3 separate regions of the Homo sapiens genome follow, and regions 2 and 3 are each linked to region 1. Evidence: chromatin contacts called from ENCODE Hi-C or POLR2A ChIA-PET data. All regions are on one chromosome and are shown on one strand. Each heading gives the region's core, a stretch centred on a gene start or an enhancer-like site at or near the end of the contact. The rest is flanking DNA. Distances are from core to core; before and after follow the strand shown.

Region 1 (4,607 bases), core at 2,108-4,607:
CGTTAGCCAGGATGGTCTTGATCTCCTGACCTCAGGTTATCTGCCTGCCTCGGCCTCCCAAAGTGCTGGGATTACAGGCTGAGTGACCACGCCTGGCCTAAGTAAAAGTTTAAAGGTTCGTTTTCTAGGCTATACACTGCAACCTCCGCCTCCCGGGTTCAAGTGATTCTCCTACCTCAGCCTCTGGAGTAGCTGGGACTATAGGCGCGTCCCACCACGCCGGGCTAATTGTTTGTATTTTTAGCAGAGTCAGGGTTTCACCGTGTTAGCCAGGATGGTCTTGATCTCCTGACATCACGATCCGCCCACCTTGGTTTCCCAAAGTGCTGGGAATACAAGTGTGAGCCACTGCGCCCAGCCCTAGGCTATACCTTTTTAAGCAGTCATGTATCCTACAAAAATATAGCGTTTCAACTACTATTTTGGGAGAATCTTTTTTAAATGTTTCTTTTTCTTTTCTTTTTTTTGTTCAAGCCATCTGCCTTCCTTGGCCTTCCAAAGTGCTAGGATTACAGGCTTGAGCCACCACGCCAGGCACAGGAGGAATATCTTAAGCAAACCCATTGTCCTACTACAGTAGCTAGTATGTGCTTCTAATGTAACAATTATCAAACACTTATCAAATAGTATTTAACTGTTTGTATTTTCCCTTACCAAACAGGAAGTGCTTACCTGCAGGGTTTTTGTCTAAATTTTTGAGTCTAGGGTCTAGCTTCATGCTGAGTACATAGTAAATGCTCAATTAAAAACAATTTTTTTTTCCTTTTTGGAGGGAGAGGGAGGACGGAAAAAAAGGAAAGAAAGGAAAAACGAAGGAAGAAAAAAGAGAGAAGGAAGAAGTCCATTTAGAATAGGAAGTTTATAACTGAACTACTAAATTTTTCACTTAAATCATTTAAACCTGATTTAAAGCATAAATATTATGTATAAATGTCTTAAATTAAAAATAGCGGCGGGGCGCGGTGGCTCACGCCTGTATTCCAGCACTTTGGGAAGCCAAGGCGGGCGGATCACGAGGTCAGGAGTTCGAGACTAGCCTGACCAACATGGTGAAATCCTGTCTCTACTAAAAAATACAAAAATTAGCTGCGCGTGGTGGCGTGCGCCTGTAATCCCAGCTACTCAGGAGGCTGAGGCAGGAGAATTGCTTGACCCCGGGAGGCAGAGGTTGCAGTGAGCCAAGATCGTGCCACTGCACTCCAGCCTGGATGACAGAGCGAGACTCCATCTCAAAAAATAGCAGCGGGGCGTGGTGGTTCATGCCTGTAATCCCAGACCTTTGGGAGGCTCAGACGGGTGGATCACCTGAGGTCGGAAGTTGGAGACTAGCCTGATCAACATGGAGAAACCCCGTCTCTACTAAAAATACAAAATTAGCCAGGCGTGGTGACTCATGGCTGTAATTCCAGCTACTCAGGAGGCTGAGGTAGGAGAATAGCTTGAACCTGGGAAGTGGAGTTTGCAGTAAGCGAGAATCGTGCCATTGCACTCCAGCCTGGGCAACAAGAGCAAAACTCCCGTCTCAACTCCATTTCTGTCTCTAAATGAATGAATGAATAAAGCATAGTAATGCTACAAAGTTGTTTTATTATGAAAATTTTAGGGCCAGGCGCCGTGGCTCGCGCCTGTAATCCCAGCACTTTGGGAGGCAGAGGCGGGTGGATCACCTTAAGTCATGAGTTCGAGACCAGCCTGCTCAACATGGTGAAACCTCGTCTCTACTAAAAATACAAAAATTAGCTGGGCTGGTAGTGGGCGCCGTAATCCCAGCCTTTCCGGATGCTGAGACAGGAGAATAGCTTGAACCTGGGAGGCGGAGGTTGCAGTGAGCCGAGATCATGCCATTGCAGTCCAGCCTGGGCAACAACAGTGAAACTCCACCTCAAAAAAAGAAAATTTAAAAACGTAGTTTATGTTTAAATATTACTTCAAATAGTTGTATGTCTTCCAGAATATATATTCCAAAATGAGGCCAGGCACAGTGTGGCCTCACACCTGAAATCCCAGCACTTTAGGAGGCAGAGGCGGGCAGATCACTTAGGCCAGGAGTTCGAGACCAGCCTGGCCAAAATGGTGAAACCCTGTCTTTACTAAAAATACAAAAATTAGCTGAGCGTGGTGGCGCACGCGTGCAGTCCCAGCTACTCAGGAGGTTGAGGCAGGCGAATCACTTGAACCAGAAGGCAGAGGTTGCAGTGAGCTGAGATTCTGCCACTGTACTCCAGCCTGGGTGGCAGAGAGAGATTCCATCTTAAAAAAAAAAATTTACTTCTCGTAAAACATTATACCAGTGTTCTCAAAGTGGGGGTCCCTGGACTAGCAACACCCACATCCCTTGGGATCTCCTAGAAATGGAAATTATCCAGTCCCTCCCTACATCTTTTGTATCAGAAACTCTGAGTGCCGGTTCTATCATTCTGTTTTAATAACTACTACAGGTGATTCAGATGCTATTCAAAGTTTGAGAACCACCAAAGTTAGTGCTAAAGTATGGATGAAGAAGCACCACTCAAGTTCAAATTTTTATATTGTTAGACAAAAAAAAGATTAAACTTAACTTTACGAAAACATTTTTTCCTCACTGTTAAAGTTCCCCACCACAGAACTTTTAGAACATATAGAAATTTAAAAACAACAGATGGAGGAAAAAAAATCTTCAACTTTTCACTTAATCATAAACTATTTGGTTTCCTCTTGTTACAGTTTCCACCCCCCAAATTATCCCCCACCTAAATTGTCACTTTTTTTTTTTAAAAGGCGTAATGTCTCTCACAGTTTTTAAGTTCTGTTCGTGGCAGCCTTCCAAAATCCTTCTCTAAAGTTACAGGAGGACATTATGTCAATTAGTAAGAGCATAGATCTGAAATCTGGCAAACATCAATTTCATTCCGACTGAGTCACTTAGTGATTAAGGTCAGTGTGTTTCAGCGTCTTTGAGCCTTGTTCCTTATCTGTAAACCCAAAACCTATCAGGGCTAACTGCGATGATGTCAGGAAAGCATTGATTCCAACCTCTGACGCCGCTGGCACTTTCAGAGGACCGAGAAGCCTCAGCTAAGGGCGCGGGAATGAGAAGCGGGTGAAGCACCTGATTGCCTAAACCACTCGTTTCCTTCCTCCAGCACTCAAAGATTAACCTTAGCTCCTTCCAAGGGTTCGTGGGGGAAAATTCGCCTCGAGGGACTGGGTACATGCATATTTTAAAAGGGTCTCCCAATGTGATTCCACGGGCTCACGGGCAGAAGAACACGCGAAGAGACGGAACTGGCCTCTATCCTATGCGAGGTCCCTTTAAGAACCTCGCCCTGTTGCCCTTCTCCCTCCCGCTCCTGGGCGGAGGCGGAAGCGGAAGTGGCGAGAAAGTGTCGGTCTCCAAGATGGCGGCCGCCTGGCCGTCTGGTCCGTCTGCTCCGGAGGCCGTGACGGCCAGACTCGTTGGTGTCCTGTGGTTCGTCTCAGTCACTACAGGACCCTGGGGGGCTGTTGCCACCTCCGCCGGGGGCGAGGAGTCGCTTAAGTGCGAGGACCTCAAAGTGGGACAATATCCTCTGTGGAGAACACCCCCCCATGGAGGCGAGGTAGAGTTGGGGTCGCAGGTGGGTCGCTGCCGTCAGGACTGGCTAGGGCTGTACTGAGTGAAAACGATAATCTGATCTGTGGCTTCTAATGACTGAAGGATCCCTGAAGGTGAACAGAGTTGTGGAGATGGGAGGGCCAGAGGCCACCCTTTGTGATTTCCTTATGATTTTACTAGTCATTGGCGCTTCCTCTTCTGATCCACTTTTTTTTTCTTTTTTATCAGTGTGCTTACTTGTTCAGTAAAACATGTAGATCCTGAAGTATGCCAGGCCCCGTTCTAGACACTAGTAATACAAAGATGGATAGTCTCTTACCCTGGAAATGTTTGCCAACTCTTCCTAGGGGGAAGACAAGTAATAACGATCTAGCCAATGTGTTGCCCATTTATCATTAACTTTATGTATATTATGCATATTACCTCATGTCATCTTCAAACTTCATGAGATGGTAGACTGCCAGACAAATTTCTTTCTGTTTTCTTTTTTTGAGACAGGGTCTTACTCTGTCGCCCTGGCTGGAGTACAGTGGCACGATCTCAGCTCACTGCAGCCTCCGCCTCCCGGGTTCAGTCAATTCTCCTGCCTCAGCCTCCTGAGTAGCTGGGACTACAGGCATGCGCCACCACACCCGGGTAATTTTTGTATTTTTAGTAGAGACGGGGTTTACGCCATGTTGGCCAGGCTGGTCTTGAACTCCTGGTCTCAAGCGATCCGCATCCCCCTCACCATGAACCACCGCGTGGGGACTCAGTGGATAAATTTCTGTTGCACTTTGCAACCTTGGGTGACCTATTTGAACTCTGTTTTCTCATGAGTAAAAACGTGGATAATTATGGGGCAAATTTAAAGGTTTATTGTAATGTTTATGTATTATTATATTATTTGTAGAGACAGACTTCTCGTTATGTTGCCCAGGCTGTTCTTCCCAAACTCCTGGGCTCCAGTGATCCTCCTGCCTCAAGTATTACTTAGCAATACTAAAAGTATATTTGTACATATGCTTATTGACTTGGACAAACTAGCAGCCTC
Region 2 (4,607 bases), core at 937-3,436, 670 kb after region 1:
TTGTCCCCACACTTGAAGTGGATAGCTCTTGTTCTTTAACTGGCAGTGAGTGGCCCTAGAGTGGGAATGTTAGTGCCAGTGCAGACTAAGGTGTGTGTTTGTGCCTGGTTTGTTGTCTCGGGGAAACCACCACCTTAATTGTTTTGTGCTCAAGGTGCCTGTGTTTTTAAAGTGAACTCAAGGGAAAAACTGCAGAGTTTGCAAGTTTTGTGATTCCTCAGGCCAGGAGAGCCTGTGAAGGTCTCGGATCCCGGTATCTCTGGGGCGAAAATCATTAAAAGTATTTTGTGGAGAAAGCATAGCTTCCCAGCTTCATGAGGATAAGGCTGCTTTCTGTAAACCTTCAAACCACAGTGCACCAAGCCTCTACCCTCAACCCCTCTTCGAGAACAGAAATGCACTCCAAGCATTTCTGGTCTTCTTGTGGTTACCATGCCATTATGTAGCACCACCTGAAACTATCTCTTTGAATACTGATTCCAACTTTTACAAAGTTTCTTGCCCTTTTTTGCACCCTGATAAGTTGTACTTGTCCTATGTGTAATGCAAGCTTGCCTCTGAGCCCTTGACCTGCTGTCAACCCCGGAATAGGGAGTATTCTAAAGGTTACATTTTCGTCTTAAGGGATAAAAATGTTGCTTTCATCCTGTTTACCGAGGGTGCCCAGTACAAAGTGGGCAAAGTGGTAGGAAATGCGGTCTCTGGGCTTTGCCAGTGTCGGGAGGATAGTTCCAGCATATTAGTCCCTGTCTGCTTAAATGCCGACGTTAGGTACCCGGCATGTGATGTCCTGCGGTTGAGCCCTCTTACTCTTACTCATCAGGTCCCGGCTGCAGCGCTGGGAACGCTGGGCACACCTGCCGATTTTAAAGCAGCAAATTCAGTTCAGGCCACCGGGAGCGGGAGGGCTCGCTTTTCCGCTGGGGCTACCGCATGAAGCAAGTGCTTAAATTTTTTCCCTTCACAAAAGGGAAAAAACCATTTTGCTTAAATCTGTTTTTTCTTAGGACGCACTTAGAGACCAGGCCCGCCAATATTCCAGTTAGAGTTAACGCTACCAGAAATATGCAGTGCTTTAGGATTCCAACTTGGGACTCGTTGAAGACCAGAATGTTACAGTCAATCTCGCCTTTCTCTTTTTGTTTCCAACACCCTACTTTCCCTTCAGTCTCTTTCCTCTTCGGTGTTCTCTACCTCTTGAAATATAAAAGTTTAATAAAAACACCACCCTATTTTATTTTTTAAAATAAAAGTTGACACTAAATTTGAGAGCTAGTGTTGCAACTAAGCTCTTCGGAAGTTTACCCATCTGTTCCCCAAACCTTTGATGCCTGTAATGTCAACCACGATTGCTTCTTAAAATTCACTAAAAGAAGTCTTTCAGTAACTTTGAAAAAGTGTAATAAATGCTAATGGGGGGGAGGGAACTCCCAACTCTGATGGATTTTACCTTCTCGGATCAAGGAGCAGGACTCCAAGCAAAAGAATAAACTTTATGTAGTTTATTTTTAAACTATTCTATTTTCAGTAGCGATTTCTCTTCCTTAGCTAAATTACTCAGCTTTGCTCAATTCCACTTTTACCTTTCCCCACACGTCCTCACTGACTCAGCAATTGTCACCGAGTGAGACCCTAGGTAGTGGGAAGGAGGCCCCCACAGATATGCTCCCCGGCTAAAGCGCTCGATTGAAGATCTGAGAAAATATCTTCAGAAACTACAAATGGAGCAAATCATTTACCTAATTCACTCAAGAGCTTCCACGGGAAGGACTCTGGAGGATGAGTGTCCTCCTAATGCGGTGCTAATGAAAAGCCCCTTAGCCGGCTCTCCGGCCGAGCGCCGGACCGCGTCTGCTCGGCGTCTACGGCGGAGCGACCCTGGTTGGCGGCGGCCGCGCATTCCCCCCCCCACCTGCCCGAGGTGGCACGGCGGCCGCAGCGACTCCGGACGCCGCCGGGGCCACTCTCCGGAGCGCCGCCCTGCGACCCCGGACGCCCCCTCCCTGCCCCCACCCACCGGCGCGGGTCTTCCTCCCGCTCTTCCTCCTCCTCACCCTCCCCGGGGCTCTGTGTGGGGGGCTAGGAGGTGACTGGGGACGCTTCCTCGGTCGCGACTCCCGGTTCTCCGCGGCCTCCCGCCCGGGGGGGTTGGGGTTAAAATCTGGGAGTTCAGCTCTGCGGCGAAATCTCGGGTTCCCAGGGAGGGGCCGGAGGGAAGGAAGACCCCGCCGGGAGCGCGCCGGCCAGAGCCGCCCCCGCCCCGCGCGGCCGCTGTCCCGTGGGGAGGATGAAAGCGCAGGGCCCGGGCGGGGCCGCGGCGGCTCCAAGGGGCGGCGAGTGCGGGGCGGGGACTGCGGCGCTCGCGGTGACCGGGCCCCCCTTCCCAAGCCGCAGCTCCTGGCCCTGCAGGTGCACCCCCAGCCCCCTTTTAGGCCCCTCCGTGGAAACCGCCTTCCGGCCCAAGTTCTATCCTTTGAGGCTTTGAACCAGGCCTTTCAGAAGTTTTTAAAGCTGCCCCGCCCCGCCGGCACTCACGGGGGTCACAGTCCCCCATCCCTCCACCTCCGCTACAGCTGCCGGCGAAGCGGGTGCCGGGAGGAAGCGGAGTGGGGGCCAGCGGGCCGGCCCGAGGGTCGGGGACCGAAGCGCCGCCCCGGAGCGCCAAGCTCGGCCCCAGCGCTTGGAGATCGCGCCGCGTAGCCCGACCTCGGAGGAAGCGCGGGCCCGCCAGCCCCTGGAGAGGGGAGGGCAGGGGGGCTGGGAGAGGAAGAGCGCGCGGGGAGGGGGGCATGTCCCCATCACCGAGGTTCCTGCGCTCAGTTCAAGCCAGGGGACAACTTAAATTGGCCTTCAGGGGAGGCAGCTGGTGACCCGTGTCCTCGCCCTCCAAATTCCCCTGAGCGAAGCAGGGCGCCACCTACAGGCGAGCTCTAGATAGCAGGCAGGAGAAAGACGCGCCTGCAAAGTAATGTGGCCCCGTCCCAGCAAGCCTAGCAAGGCCTGTTGTGTCCACAGCCTCCTCTCAGCTGCCTGAGCCTGTACCGAGTTATAGGTCCGTTGGCAACAGCAAGAGCCCTGAGGGCACTCAGCGTGTGCTTTTGGGGAGTGGAGAACTGGGTGTTAATTTCAGGAATTGGGGGATTCCAGTATCAAAGAAGTAGCAGCTCTGATTGGACAGGCAGGTTGCACCCTGACAATTTTGGCTGCACTTTGACTCCAGTATCTCGACTCCAGGCTATTTTCATGGGATGCACTACGTTTCCTTGAGAATAGCTGTGTAACCTTGGGCAAGTTACTTTATCTCCCTGAGTCTCTGTTTCCTCATCCCTCAAAAGAGGGAATAGTGGTACCTGTCTGATAGAGTCATTGTGAGAATTTAATGAGATGATGTAGGTAAGAAGCTGTAGGTGCCTTCTAAGGAATTTTCACCTATTTCTTTTTTAAAAATAGTTTTTAATTATTTATTTATTTATTTTGAGTCGGAATCTCTCTCTGTTTCCCAGGCTGGAGTGCAATAGCGCGGTCACGGCTCACTGCAACCTCTGCCTCCCTGGCTCAAACAATTCTCCTGCCTCAGCCTCCTGAGTAGCTGGAACTACAGACACGCGCCACCATGCCCGACTAATTTTTTGTATTTTTTAGTAGAGACAGCGTTTCACCATGTTGGCCAGGCTGGTCTCAATCTCCTGATCTCAGGTGATCTGCCCGCCTCGACCTCCCAAAGTGCTTGGATTACTGGGATTACAGGCCTGAGCCACCGCACCCAGCCAACTTTCACCTATTTCTAATGTGAAAACCCATCTTTTATTCTAAGAAATCTAACTTGTAAGACTGTTTAGCTTCTTTCTGTTCCTTGAAGATTAGGGCCTTAGAGGAAGTGGGAGAGAGCTAAGAGGTTTCAGTGTTTGAGTAGGAAACAGGATGGGTTATGGGGAGTTTTGATAACTAGCTTATCTCCTCATAGACAACGGCTGTAGGCCGGGTGCTGTGGCTCACATCTGTAATCCCAGCTCTTTGGGAGGCCGAGGTGGGCGGATCACCCGAGGTCAGGAGTTCGAGACCAGCCTGGCCAACATGGCGAAACCCCATCTCTAATAAAAATATAAAAATTACTTGGGCGTGGTGGTACATCTGTAATCCCAGCTTCTCAGTAGTCAAGCAGGAGAATCACTTGAACCTGGGAGGTGGAGGCTGCAGTGAGCCGAGATCACACCACTGCGCTCCAGCCTGGGCAACAGAGTGAGACTCTGTCTCAGAGAAAAAAAAAAAAAAAAAAAAGACAATGGCTATGTGGTGGCTCAAGCCTGTAATCCCAGTGTTTGGGAGGTGCGCGGGTCACTTGAGCCCAGAGGCTGGAGACCAGCCTGAGCAACACAGAGAAACCCATTTCTACAAAAAAAAAAAAAAAAAAAAAAAAAAAAAAGCTGGGCGTGGTGGCCCATGCCTGTAATCCTAACTACTTCGACAGCCAAGATGGAAGGATGGCTTGAGCCTGGGAGGCTGAGGTTGCATTGAGCTGAAATGGCACCACTGCACTCCGGTCTGGGTGACAAGCTAGAACTGTCTCAGAAACAACAACAAAACGAACCAAAAAAACCAAACAACAT
Region 3 (4,607 bases), core at 885-3,384, 640 kb after region 1:
ATGTATCTGTTAGGGTCCTTTCCCTTTATTGCAGCTCGCTGATATTATCTACAAGTTCTGTGTGTTGCAAACTTCTGCCAGCTAGAACTTCAGCCTTCGAATCTCAGCATTTTCACTATAGTCCGTAATTCATTCAAATTATCTTACACTTTGCATCTTATCCATATGCAATTGTGAACCTTGCCAGAAGTGGTTGGAAAAGTTTCATTCCATACTTCCACAAGTTACTAAAATAGGAACTTTGGAAGTTTGTTAGGAAAAAAAAAAAAAACTTTTACAGTAACTAAAAGTAACTGCTATCCATTATTAATGCTAGGCCTAAATCCCAAACAGACCATTTCAACATAAAAGATGCGTTTAAGAGTCTTCTGAGATCAAATACCCGGTATTATTACTGTTAGATATTGCAATAAGAAGGGATGTCATGTGGGAAATAAATCCAGAATCTAGAGAGGAGAGCGAAAACTACTGATACTTTTTAGCCTTCCAGAAACTATTCCGGTTAAACCGTTATCTCCTACTAAATGAAGGCAAGAAGTGGTAGGTTTTTTAAGGGAGAGGTGAATAAACATTTTATGTGAAGCATATAACTTCATGTAGGTGATTAATGGTCAGATCCTAATGTACCAAAGCAGTATGAAATCTCACGCTTAAAAAAAAAATAGCGCAAAACCACTTTGACTTCAAGCCTTTTAGTCAAGGAAAACAAATAACATATTCAAAGGGGACCGGATTTGAAGTCTCGAAGTAGCAATATTTTGCCTGGGGGTGGGTAGACAAGGGAGGAATGGACAGGGGGGCACGGAAAGGAGAGGCGGTGGGGCGCAAGAGCCCCATGCTCTGAGTTGAGTCGGAGGGGAAAAGTTGCCCCCGTCCTGCGCGCGGAGCGGCCGGAGTCGCGCGGTGGCGGTGGTGGTGGTGGCGGCGGCGGCGGCGGGGGGAGCCGTGTCCGGCCCGGGCCGCCGCTCCGGCTCCCGGCTAGGAGCCCAACTCTGCCCGGCGCTACCCGGCCCGCGGCCCGCGGCCTCCGGCGTTCGGCGCCCTGCACAACGTGGGCTCGTCTCGGCCCCGAAACTTTCACTCCGGGAGAGCCAACGGGCCACCGGCGCGCGGCGAGGACGCAGGCTCCACCCGGCCGGCGCGGGGGAACGCGCGTCCACGTAGCCCCGCTCAGCCGAGGGCTAGCCGCAGCCTGCCCGCGTCCGAGGGGCGCTGTCCGGGCCGGGGCCGGGACGGGAGCCCGCGTCCTTTCCGCGGCCGGACCCCGAAGGCTGACAAACAATAAACAAAAGTAAGAGTTCGGGAAGACGGCGGGGGGCTGCGGCAGCGCAGGCTGCGGGGAGCGGGCCGTTGGGCGCAGGCACCCGAGGTCTCCCCGCACCCGAGGACTGCAGCCGGCCCGAGCGTGCGGGGTGAGCGGTGGGCTCCGTCGGCGGCCCCCTCCCCGGGCGCTGCGGCACTACGGAATCCCTGCTCCCGGCAGCAGAAACGCTGAGCCAGATTTCTGCGTGTCATGGACTGCAACCCCGCCGAAACACGTGCGGGGTGTCCGAAAACACTGCTGTTCCGCAGTCCGTCGCCCCGATATTAATTAACGCATTAATAAGAGGGCGCCATTAGCCATGTGCCCACACAAATGGCCGTGCAAGAGGAATGCACCCGCATGGAAACAAAGTTACTTTCTTTAAGCGGGATCCCCCCCCCCACCCGCGGGCACACGCGCGCACACACACAGAAACACGCGCAGACACAGACACACACCGAGACGCACGCCCTGGGCCCGGCCGGAGCGACGGCCCCGGTGCCCCCCACCCAGCCCCAGCCCTGCCCCCGGCGCCCCGGCCCCCAAGCCCTCCGCATCCACGCCGCGGCTTACCTGGGTGAGACAGAGCGGAGAATACATAACTGCCGGGCGCTGGGGTATGCGTGTGCGTCTGGGTGTGCGGTTTGGAGGTGTGCGTGAGTGTGGGTGAGAGAGGAGAAAGAGGGAGAGAGGAAGAGAGAGAGAGAGAGAGAGAGAGAAGGGGGGAGAAAAAAAAATCAAGCCTGCTTCTTGCGTTCACATTTCCAAGTCGGCTCAACTGCAGCCAGCCAGCCAGCGCTATTGCCGCTCCATGAGCTGAACTTTAACCCCGCCTAGAGTTTCCCTACACTCCACTATACATGCCTACTGTACGCGGGTGTTAAAGGCATAGCGCACCCTTTCCCGCTCCCGCGCCGGCCCGGCCGGGTGCCCGCGAGCTGCCCGCGCGCCCGCCTCCGCCTCCGCTCTGCACCGCACCGCACAGCCGCCGCCCGCTCGCGCCGCCGCCGCGGGGGGGAGGGGGTGTGGGGGAGGGGGCGGCTGCGGCGCCGCGCGGCCAGCCGGGTCCCGAGCCTCCGCGGCCGCTCGCGCTCGCAGGCTGGCTCGCTCGCTCCCCGGCTCTCTCCGTGGCTCGCTCCTTGCTCGCTCGCTTGCTCGCTCTCCCGCTCGCTCCCCGGCCCCCCCGCCCCCTCCCCCGATCAGCGCATTACTGGGTAACGCAGTGAGGAGCAGTTACAGTCTGTACTCCCGGGCAGCTATAGGCTGCCACAGGATGTGCTTAAGCAAACAAAACTACTTTTCCTCGTCCCCATCCCCCCACCCCCGCTGCAGACCTCCGCGGACCTCGGTGGAGGACTTGGGCAACTTTGCCAGGTTGCCCCGCACCCCCCGGGCCACCGCGTGGGCACGTAGAGAACCGAGGAGGAGGCCGGGCGGCACATTTGCATGTATGCAAATTTCTTTGAAAAATCAGACCTCCTAGGTAACTTTTTTTCCCCCACTGAAATGCGGTAAGGCTCAAAGCATTGTAATCTCTCCAGCGAAGCTTTCTGTGGGAATAGATTCGTCGGCAGAGGTAATTATGCACACAATCCTGCAAACTTTGTGCAGCTTCGGTCCTGTGGCATTCAGAAGCGGGGGTGGTGAGGAATCAGTGCCCACAGAAGATTCACCGGATTTGGGGGGCGGGGGTCTGGAGAAAAGAAGGCGGAGATTAATGAGCGTTATCCCTCCCAGGACTGTGAAACTAGTGGGTTTGAACACAGACGCCATAGAAAAAGTTCTATCACGTTCAGAAACAACAGTGGTTTAGCTGTGACATCTTTTACTTTTTAGGAGGAAAAAAATATGTGAAAGGGATGTCCCCTTAGGGAAGGGAGATATTCTGATCCACAAACGCGTGCCCAGAACTGGACATAGGCTATCATTACCGTCCCAGTTTCTGGGACACCTCTGGAAGGGTGCCTTTTAAGAATCCCTTTTTTCCCTCCCCCAGGTAATAGTTCTTAAAATGGAAAAGAGCTTCCTGCAATTATTTTAGGTTTGCTAAAGTATTGTTTTGGCAGAAAAGAGGGGGGTGGTTTTTAGGGTTTGGCAAGTTGCCAGTAAGCCTGCTTTTCCAGTTTTTTTTTTTTAACCTCATATTTTCTCTCTAGGCTCTCCTCTCTCGGAGGGGGGAAAGCCTACCTGCCTCTTCTAAGCCCCCATCCCTTATTTTACTTCTCTTCCTCATGATGGTTTGCAAAATGCTGCATTTGACAACCCTTCTCAAAATTCCAAAAGGAAAGAGGTAGGTATCATGTTGAAAGACACTGGCACACAGGGGAATCTGCCCTTCGGTGGAGGTGACATAACCAGAGAGTCTCTAAAGAGGGGACATTCCTGTAGGAAAGTGAGGGTAAGTGATGTGTTAACAAGTGAGGGTGAGTGATGTGTTAAGGCCACTCTCATTCAGACTTCTTTTCAAAGCAAGGGGCAGGAAATACTGTACTGGAGAAAGAGCAAAAGAGAACCTCTGAAATAATTCTGCATCTGTCTAAAGTTATTTTATGCTTGTACTTTAGTTACTTTATTGCCAAAATAATTCCCGAATGCTCAAGAACCATTCTCTCTCCCACCCTCCCTCCTGAACATCCTTGGAAATCTCTCAAGATTATTTACTAAGGAGTGAGGAGAAATAATGATTTCAGCCTTTAATGAGAGAGTCCATTTTCCCAAACTTAACCCACTGCTTTTCCTTGGTTCCTCTCAGATTTTAGTAGGGGAGGAATGTCCTAAAAGCCAAGCTGTGTTACAGAGACAACATCCCTGGCCACGAGAACCTTTGCTGGGATCTATAACTTCAATGCGCTCCAAGTTTCCTCGATAGAAGTTTCTGGCTGACGGTCCCAACATGTAACTGAGGCACAGTGAAAAGTTATTGTTCAGAGTGTGTACTCGGGAAGCTCTCTTCCAGAGCAGATTAAAATCTTTCTTTTGGTGTATTAAAAGATACACTTCACATCTGCCTATTTTCAAAACGGCAAAGATTCTTACTTTTGAGTCTCAAGGAAAAAAAAGATTTTTTTTAAAAAGGACTGGCATGTCGCCCTGTTTTTTTTTTTTAATGGGGGAAGTAATTTAATGCTGATATTTCTACTTTAAAAACTTCTTTTGTTGCAGCAGTGGATGTGCCCCGCGATTTCCAGCTTTCTGCGGTTAGCAATATTATCTTAAGTAACTTTTGGCGCCCTTCGTAAGACTTTTGGATATGGGACGATTGTTTGCGCCCTCTAGGCAAGGGCTGGATCCAAGTTCAGCACCA

What was found. Hi-C counts contacts between places; a loop is a spot of excess contacts on that map. ChIA-PET counts read pairs that join two places held with the same protein, here RNA polymerase II (POLR2A). Pooled maps may share reads with other maps.
Region 2: a loop to region 1 is called in a map of dorsolateral prefrontal cortex, with 2.8 times the contacts of the local background. The contact joins the enhancer-like site here to the promoter of TM2D1 in region 1. A Hi-C loop is called at or near these places in 9 of 168 maps with a recorded cell type or tissue (CD4-positive, alpha-beta T cell, CD8-positive, alpha-beta T cell, ascending aorta and 6 more), 1 of 37 single-sample maps with no recorded cell type and 27 of 50 pooled maps. POLR2A ChIA-PET finds 5 or more read pairs at or near these places in 3 of 52 experiments (HEK293T, activated CD4-positive, alpha-beta T cell and activated T-cell).
Region 3: a map of CD8-positive, alpha-beta T cell shows a loop between it and region 1 (4-fold over the local background). The contact joins the promoter of NFIA here to the promoter of TM2D1 in region 1. A Hi-C loop is called at or near these places in 9 of 168 maps with a recorded cell type or tissue (B cell, CD4-positive, alpha-beta T cell, CD4-positive, alpha-beta memory T cell and 5 more), 3 of 37 single-sample maps with no recorded cell type and 18 of 50 pooled maps. POLR2A ChIA-PET finds 5 or more read pairs at or near these places in 9 of 52 experiments (MCF 10A, OCI-LY7, activated CD4-positive, alpha-beta T cell and 5 more).

Annotation. Positions count from the first base shown.
Region 1 is chr1:61,723,891-61,728,497 of GRCh38, reverse strand. TM2D1 (TM2 domain containing 1) reads left to right here and starts at 3,357. Exons shown (of 7, transcript NM_032027.3): 1 at 3,357-3,541. The coding sequence starts at 3,378. RefSeq lists enhancers at 2,682-3,367, 3,016-3,675, 2,712-3,911, 3,368-4,055.
Region 2 is chr1:61,048,375-61,052,981 of GRCh38, reverse strand. No RefSeq gene overlaps it. Among named protein-coding and RNA genes, the nearest start is that of NFIA, 32 kb to the left of the region's middle. Within about 2 kb of position 2,186, at least 28 of the 41 ENCODE cell types and tissues checked have a DNase peak (open chromatin) inside an H3K27ac peak, as active enhancers do; they include ascending aorta, dorsolateral prefrontal cortex, gastrocnemius medialis and 2 more, where a contact is called at or near this core.
Region 3 is chr1:61,080,088-61,084,694 of GRCh38, reverse strand. NFIA (nuclear factor I A) reads right to left here and starts at 2,134. Exons shown (of 11, transcript NM_001134673.4): 1 at 1,877-2,134. The coding sequence starts at 1,903. RefSeq lists a silencer at 2,564-2,858.